2 separate regions of the Homo sapiens genome follow, and region 2 is linked to region 1. Evidence: chromatin contacts called from ENCODE Hi-C or POLR2A ChIA-PET data. All regions are on one chromosome and are shown on one strand. Each heading gives the region's core, a stretch centred on a gene start or an enhancer-like site at or near the end of the contact. The rest is flanking DNA. Distances are from core to core; before and after follow the strand shown.

Evidence for each region. Hi-C counts contacts between places; a loop is a spot of excess contacts on that map. ChIA-PET counts read pairs that join two places held with the same protein, here RNA polymerase II (POLR2A). Pooled maps may share reads with other maps.
Region 2: a loop to region 1 is called in a map of gastrocnemius medialis, with 2.3 times the contacts of the local background. The contact joins the promoter of STAG2-AS1 here to the enhancer-like site in region 1. A Hi-C loop is called at or near these places in 4 of 168 maps with a recorded cell type or tissue (B cell, Caco-2, Calu3 and 1 more), 1 of 37 single-sample maps with no recorded cell type and 2 of 50 pooled maps. POLR2A ChIA-PET finds 5 or more read pairs at or near these places in 3 of 52 experiments (BJ, CD4-positive, alpha-beta T cell and activated CD4-positive, alpha-beta T cell).

What each region holds. Positions count from the first base shown.
Region 1 is chrX:123,905,183-123,908,119 of GRCh38, forward strand. XIAP (X-linked inhibitor of apoptosis) reads left to right here. Exons shown (of 7, transcript NM_001167.4): 7 at 1,806-2,937. The coding sequence ends at 1,999. Among named protein-coding and RNA genes, the nearest start is that of XIAP, 47 kb to the left of the region's middle. Within about 2 kb of position 1,474, at least 2 of the 41 ENCODE cell types and tissues checked have a DNase peak (open chromatin) inside an H3K27ac peak, as active enhancers do; they include gastrocnemius medialis, where a contact is called at or near this core.
Region 2 is chrX:123,960,091-123,962,828 of GRCh38, forward strand. STAG2-AS1 (STAG2 antisense RNA 1) reads right to left here and starts at 1,251. Exons shown (of 2, transcript NR_130770.1): 1 at 1,099-1,251. It overlaps STAG2 (STAG2 cohesin complex component), which reads left to right and starts at 1,616. Exons shown (of 35, transcript NM_001042750.2): 1 at 1,616-1,766. RefSeq lists enhancers at 1-497, 26-215, 1,196-1,245, 2,674-2,738 and a silencer at 1,566-1,705.

The DNA of each region.
Region 1 (2,937 bases), core at 224-2,723:
TGCCTCCCAGGACCCTTGGGATCAAGTCCAAACTCCTTTACGTGGCTCGCCTAATCTTTCATGATCAGGCACCCTTTTGTAGCCTCATCTCATGCTATTTTCTCAAATTCTGTGCCCAAGCTTTGCCTGTGCACTTGTAGGCCACGTTCTGTCTCTCTCCTTGGAGCTTGTTTATGCTGTTTCCTTTGCCTAAAACACTTTTCTCCCATTGCCCTTATCCCCCAAGGCCTCCTTCTCCTAGTAAACTCCTAATTCATTCTTTTGTACCCAGTTTTAGGTATAATTTCCTCCAGGAGGCCTTCGTTTATGCATGCATGCACACACACGCACACACACCCTTCCTGTGCTCTTCATAACACATTGTAATTACCTTTGTCATCATACCATTTATACTTTCCTGTTTGCTTGTGTTCTTTACTTGTCTATGAACTATTGGGGGCCTGAGGTTTATGTATTTGTTAATTGTATCCCTAGTACCTAGAACCTAGTTAAGTGTCCAGTAAGTATTTCTTGAATAAACTATTGTTTTCCAAACATGTTTTCAGAATAGTGTTCAGCAGGATGTTAAAAGGATGCCATGAAAAAGGAACCCCATAGTTAAATAGGGAAATGCCTTGTACATTTCTAAGAGGGAACATAGACTATACTGTCCTATATTGTACTGTACTGCCCTGTCCTGGATGACAGTGGTTCTCAAACGCCAGTGTGCCCAACCCCAGAAATTTTAGATTCTGTGAATGGAGCCCAGAAATCCGTGGTTTAAAAATGCCCCAGGTTATTCTCATGTGAGGCCATATTTGGAAACCACTGGTACATAATGATTATAAAGATGCTAAAATAAATAAATAGTTGTGATCACAAAGGTATAGTTAAAATATGTAATGCATTTGGAATAGTGCCTAGCACGTACTATTTATGCAATATTACTGGTAACTGCTGCTGCTGTTGTCATTATTGTTATATGTGACCATGAAACACATGTTTTGTGGCATATTTATTCACATTTCACAAAACTATTTTGGGAAAGGCTGAATTAAGCAAGTACTTCAGTGCCACCTATATGCTGATGACATCCAGATCTCTATCTCTAGCCCTGACTTCTCCTGACCTCAAGATTTGACTCTTCAGTTGCCTACTGGTTATTTTTATATGGGTGTCCTGAAAACACCTCAAAAATATCTGAAGATCCCAAACCTGTACCTCCTTTTATATTTCTTATTGGCATCACCATATCCTTGTCAGCCAAGCTAGCAATCTTGTAATCAACTTTAGTTTGTCTTTCTTCTTCAGCCCTCATATCCAGTCAGTCACCCAATCCTACTTGTCCCACTTCAGAAGTGTCCCTCAAATCCATCCCTCTATTTCTGGAATTAGTCGTGACCTTTCCATATGCTGCTCCTTTTACCTAACCCTTGTTTTTCTGCCTGGCAAATGACTGTCCATGCTTAAATGTCACTCCTCCACTTCCCTCCTCCCCCGATCCAGCCACTGCCAACCTGTGAAGCCTTCTCCAACTAGCCTGAGCAGAAGAACTTGTTTTCTCATCTTGTCCCAGAGCACTTTGTACATAACTTTATTATAGCACTTATCACTTTGTACTTTGTGCTTAACCTCCTAGCCTCATCTTACATCCTCTCCCACTAGCGTGTGAGCTATTTAAGAGCAGATGCCACGGGTGAGTCATCCTCATATCTCCCGGCACTTGTTGGGTGCTTGGCACGTAGTAGGGGCTCAATAAATGTTTTCAATGAATTTAAACAACTAAGAGAGTCTAAAACTAGCATAATTATTTTCTCTTTTTGCAGAGATTAGTACTGAAGAGCAGCTAAGGCGCCTGCAAGAGGAGAAGCTTTGCAAAATCTGTATGGATAGAAATATTGCTATCGTTTTTGTTCCTTGTGGACATCTAGTCACTTGTAAACAATGTGCTGAAGCAGTTGACAAGTGTCCCATGTGCTACACAGTCATTACTTTCAAGCAAAAAATTTTTATGTCTTAATCTAACTCTATAGTAGGCATGTTATGTTGTTCTTATTACCCTGATTGAATGTGTGATGTGAACTGACTTTAAGTAATCAGGATTGAATTCCATTAGCATTTGCTACCAAGTAGGAAAAAAAATGTACATGGCAGTGTTTTAGTTGGCAATATAATCTTTGAATTTCTTGATTTTTCAGGGTATTAGCTGTATTATCCATTTTTTTTACTGTTATTTAATTGAAACCATAGACTAAGAATAAGAAGCATCATACTATAACTGAACACAATGTGTATTCATAGTATACTGATTTAATTTCTAAGTGTAAGTGAATTAATCATCTGGATTTTTTATTCTTTTCAGATAGGCTTAACAAATGGAGCTTTCTGTATATAAATGTGGAGATTAGAGTTAATCTCCCCAATCACATAATTTGTTTTGTGTGAAAAAGGAATAAATTGTTCCATGCTGGTGGAAAGATAGAGATTGTTTTTAGAGGTTGGTTGTTGTGTTTTAGGATTCTGTCCATTTTCTTTTAAAGTTATAAACACGTACTTGTGCGAATTATTTTTTTAAAGTGATTTGCCATTTTTGAAAGCGTATTTAATGATAGAATACTATCGAGCCAACATGTACTGACATGGAAAGATGTCAAAGATATGTTAAGTGTAAAATGCAAGTGGCAAAACACTATGTATAGTCTGAGCCAGATCAAAGTATGTATGTTTTTAATATGCATAGAACAAAAGATTTGGAAAGATATACACCAAACTGTTAAATGTGGTTTCTCTTCGGGGAGGGGGGGATTGGGGGAGGGGCCCCAGAGGGGTTTTATAGGGGCCTTTTCACTTTCTACTTTTTTCATTTTGTTCTGTTCGAATTTTTTATAAGTATGTATTACTTTTGTAATCAGAATTTTTAGAAAGTATTTTGCTGATTTAAAGGCTTAGGCATGTTCA
Region 2 (2,738 bases), core at 1-2,500, 55 kb after region 1:
CTGGGCTGCCACCTTAGCGCCTCGCGAGGGGCGGAGGGGCCCGGGGAACGAGTCCCGGAGCGAACCCAGCCAGCCTCTGGATTCCCACGGCCCAGGGCTCCGCCGGACATTCCTACCGCCCTCCCCTCGACACCCCACTAAAGACAGAAGAACCGCGGCTCGATCGGGTCCGCGGCGGAAGCGCGGCCAAACGAATGAGTAAGTCAGGCGCGGGCACGGCACCTTGTTTACCCCACTCGGCGGCGCGCCCCTGCGGGCGCCTGGTTTGCGGGCGGCGTCGGAGACGCTGAACCCGGGAGTCAGTCGGCCACGATTGGTCGGTGACTGGGAGGAGGACGCTGGGTGGGAGGGCTGGGAGCCAGGCGTTGCAGTGGCAACTCTCTGCCGCTAGATGCCGCTCCCTCCCAACGGGAGCCGGGCGCGGGTTCGTGGCCGACAGATGGCGCCTGCGCGTTCCATTCGCCTCCAAGTCGCCGAAGAGCGAACACCCCAAACAATCCCGAAGCGCCACCAAAAAAAAAAAAAAAAAAAAAAAAAAAAAAAAAAAAAAAAAGAAAAAAAACCCCGCCGGATCCGACCGCCACTTTCAAAACCCCCCACCGCTCTAGAACCGCGGGAGCTTCCGTCCCTGAGTAGAATTCGAGGGTGTAAAGAAGAGGAAGGGGAAAAATATCTTGTACCAGCCCAGGGGTGAAGAAGCCCCCGGCCTGAGAAAGAAGGAGGAGTGGGGGAGGCGAACAGTCTCGTTGCTGCCTCTGTGTACGCTGAGGGGGGAGGTAAGTTATAAAATGGCGGAGGCGAAGCTTCTAGAAGTTTGGAGGGGCACCCGGAGGGCGCTTGGCCCACCGTGAGGTGTGTATGATTGAAACAGGGCGAGAGAGAGGAGTTGGGAGGGAAAGAGGTTGGGCACTCTGTTGCCATTGAATTTCCCCTCTGCTTTCTTCGCCCCCATGGGGGGCAGCCATGGAACGGGGGGCAGAGTCCAGGCGGGAGGATCTTTCTCGCCCCCGCGGCGCCCCCCGCCCTCCTTTCTCCCTTCTCCCCCCAAGTCGCTACCCCAACACTTCCAAGGAACTTCCAGCCCCCCTTCCTCCCTACCTCCTACTCCTAGAGTGGCTTTCTACCGCAGGGCTCTTCTTTTCGACTACCCTCGCTGAAGATTTTCTCTTCCTTCCCTCGCCCAACTCTCCCTCGGGGCCTCTACGGAGACCCCCCCCCCCCATGGGTGGCCCAAAATGGAGAACGCGGAGCAGCGCAAGATGGAGGCTCCGCTTCTCTGTGTAGCAGTAGATTTAGGTTCCTTTTCTCCGGCAGGCTCCTAAGCCTAGGAGAGCCCGAACTGGAGGTGGGGTGGGGTGCGAGCCGTAGTCGGGGGAGGAAAGCCGGGAGGCTGTGGTTGGGGTGGGGGAGAGCGCGGTGTCGCGGTGAGGGGAAGGCAGAGAGCAAAATGGTGGTGCTGGGAACCTAGGGGGGAGGGGAGAAAGGAGGCTCAGTTGTGTATATTTGGGCCTCGGACCGAGGGAGGCGAGGGAAAATCTACTCTGATCACACCCCTCCCTCGTGCCCCCTCCCTTCTCCCTTCCCCTCCTCCCTTCCCTCCCTCCCCCCTCCCTCCCTCTCTTCCTCCCTTCCTAGAGAGGGAACAACATTCATGTGACGGGCCCCTCTGCTTCTCCCCCGCCCCATCATCTCCAGCGCGTGGTGGGGGAACTGCTGGGGAAGGCGATTGGCATCGATCTCTCCATCCCTTCCGAGGCCCGACTTCGGTCAGTTTTCTTCGGGCAACAATTTTCTAAATTGGCTGGGGTCTGGCGGTGTTGGCCCCCGCGCGCAGACCTTGCCCCGAAGGGGGCCCTGCCTGCCTGGCATGGGCGGAGGGGGGAAGGGCGGGAGTGGAAGGCTGTTTGTTGGGGGGTTTTGGCGCCACTTTTGTTTTAGTTTTAGTGCTGCTTTTCATTCCCACCCCCACCCGCACTGTCTTTCTCAAGGCACGAACTGAGCTGATCCTTGCCCCAGGTAGGCAGCCTGTGCGTTTTCACTCCACACTTTTATTCTTGCTCGGGGTCGACTTTCTTTTTTCTTCTCCCCTGGATCCGGAGATCTGCGGACGGCGATTTTGGGACGAAAAGGGTCGGATGGGCCGTGGGAGAGAGAAGGTGTGGGAAACAGCATCAAGTAGTTCCGCAAAACTTTGAGCCCCGTTCCCATTTTCTTTTGGCCTAGAATTGTGAACGTATTGTTGATTTCGGCCTTTTTTTCCCCCCGTCGCGAGAATGTCTTGTTTTGCCTTTAGTTTTTTATAAACCGCTGTACTTTCGACATTTAGTTTCCGCTCCCCCTTGGTGCATATGTCATTTTATTTTTAATCCTTAACTGTAATGGGTTATCGTGTGATTTTCGTGCTTCAGTGCTCGGCTTTAATTTTTAATATTGTATTAGTAGTTTCATCCGGTTTGTGAGACTTTCTCTTCCGTGGCCTAGAATGTTTTTTATGTTGTTGCCTACCACCCCTCTTCCCTCTCCCTCCTTCTTTCTCTTGGATGTAGTTTTTAAATTGAGGGCCATGGTGTTGGATTAAATGGTAATTTACAGTTTACATGATATATCTATTGGAAACTTTTGATCTGTAAGGTTAGATTTAAAGTAAACGAGGCGCTTGTGTTGGTTTGCAATGGTTCCTTAAAATGCGCGGGCCACCCCCTTCTCCCACCATAAAGCCCCATCTTCCCTTCACACTG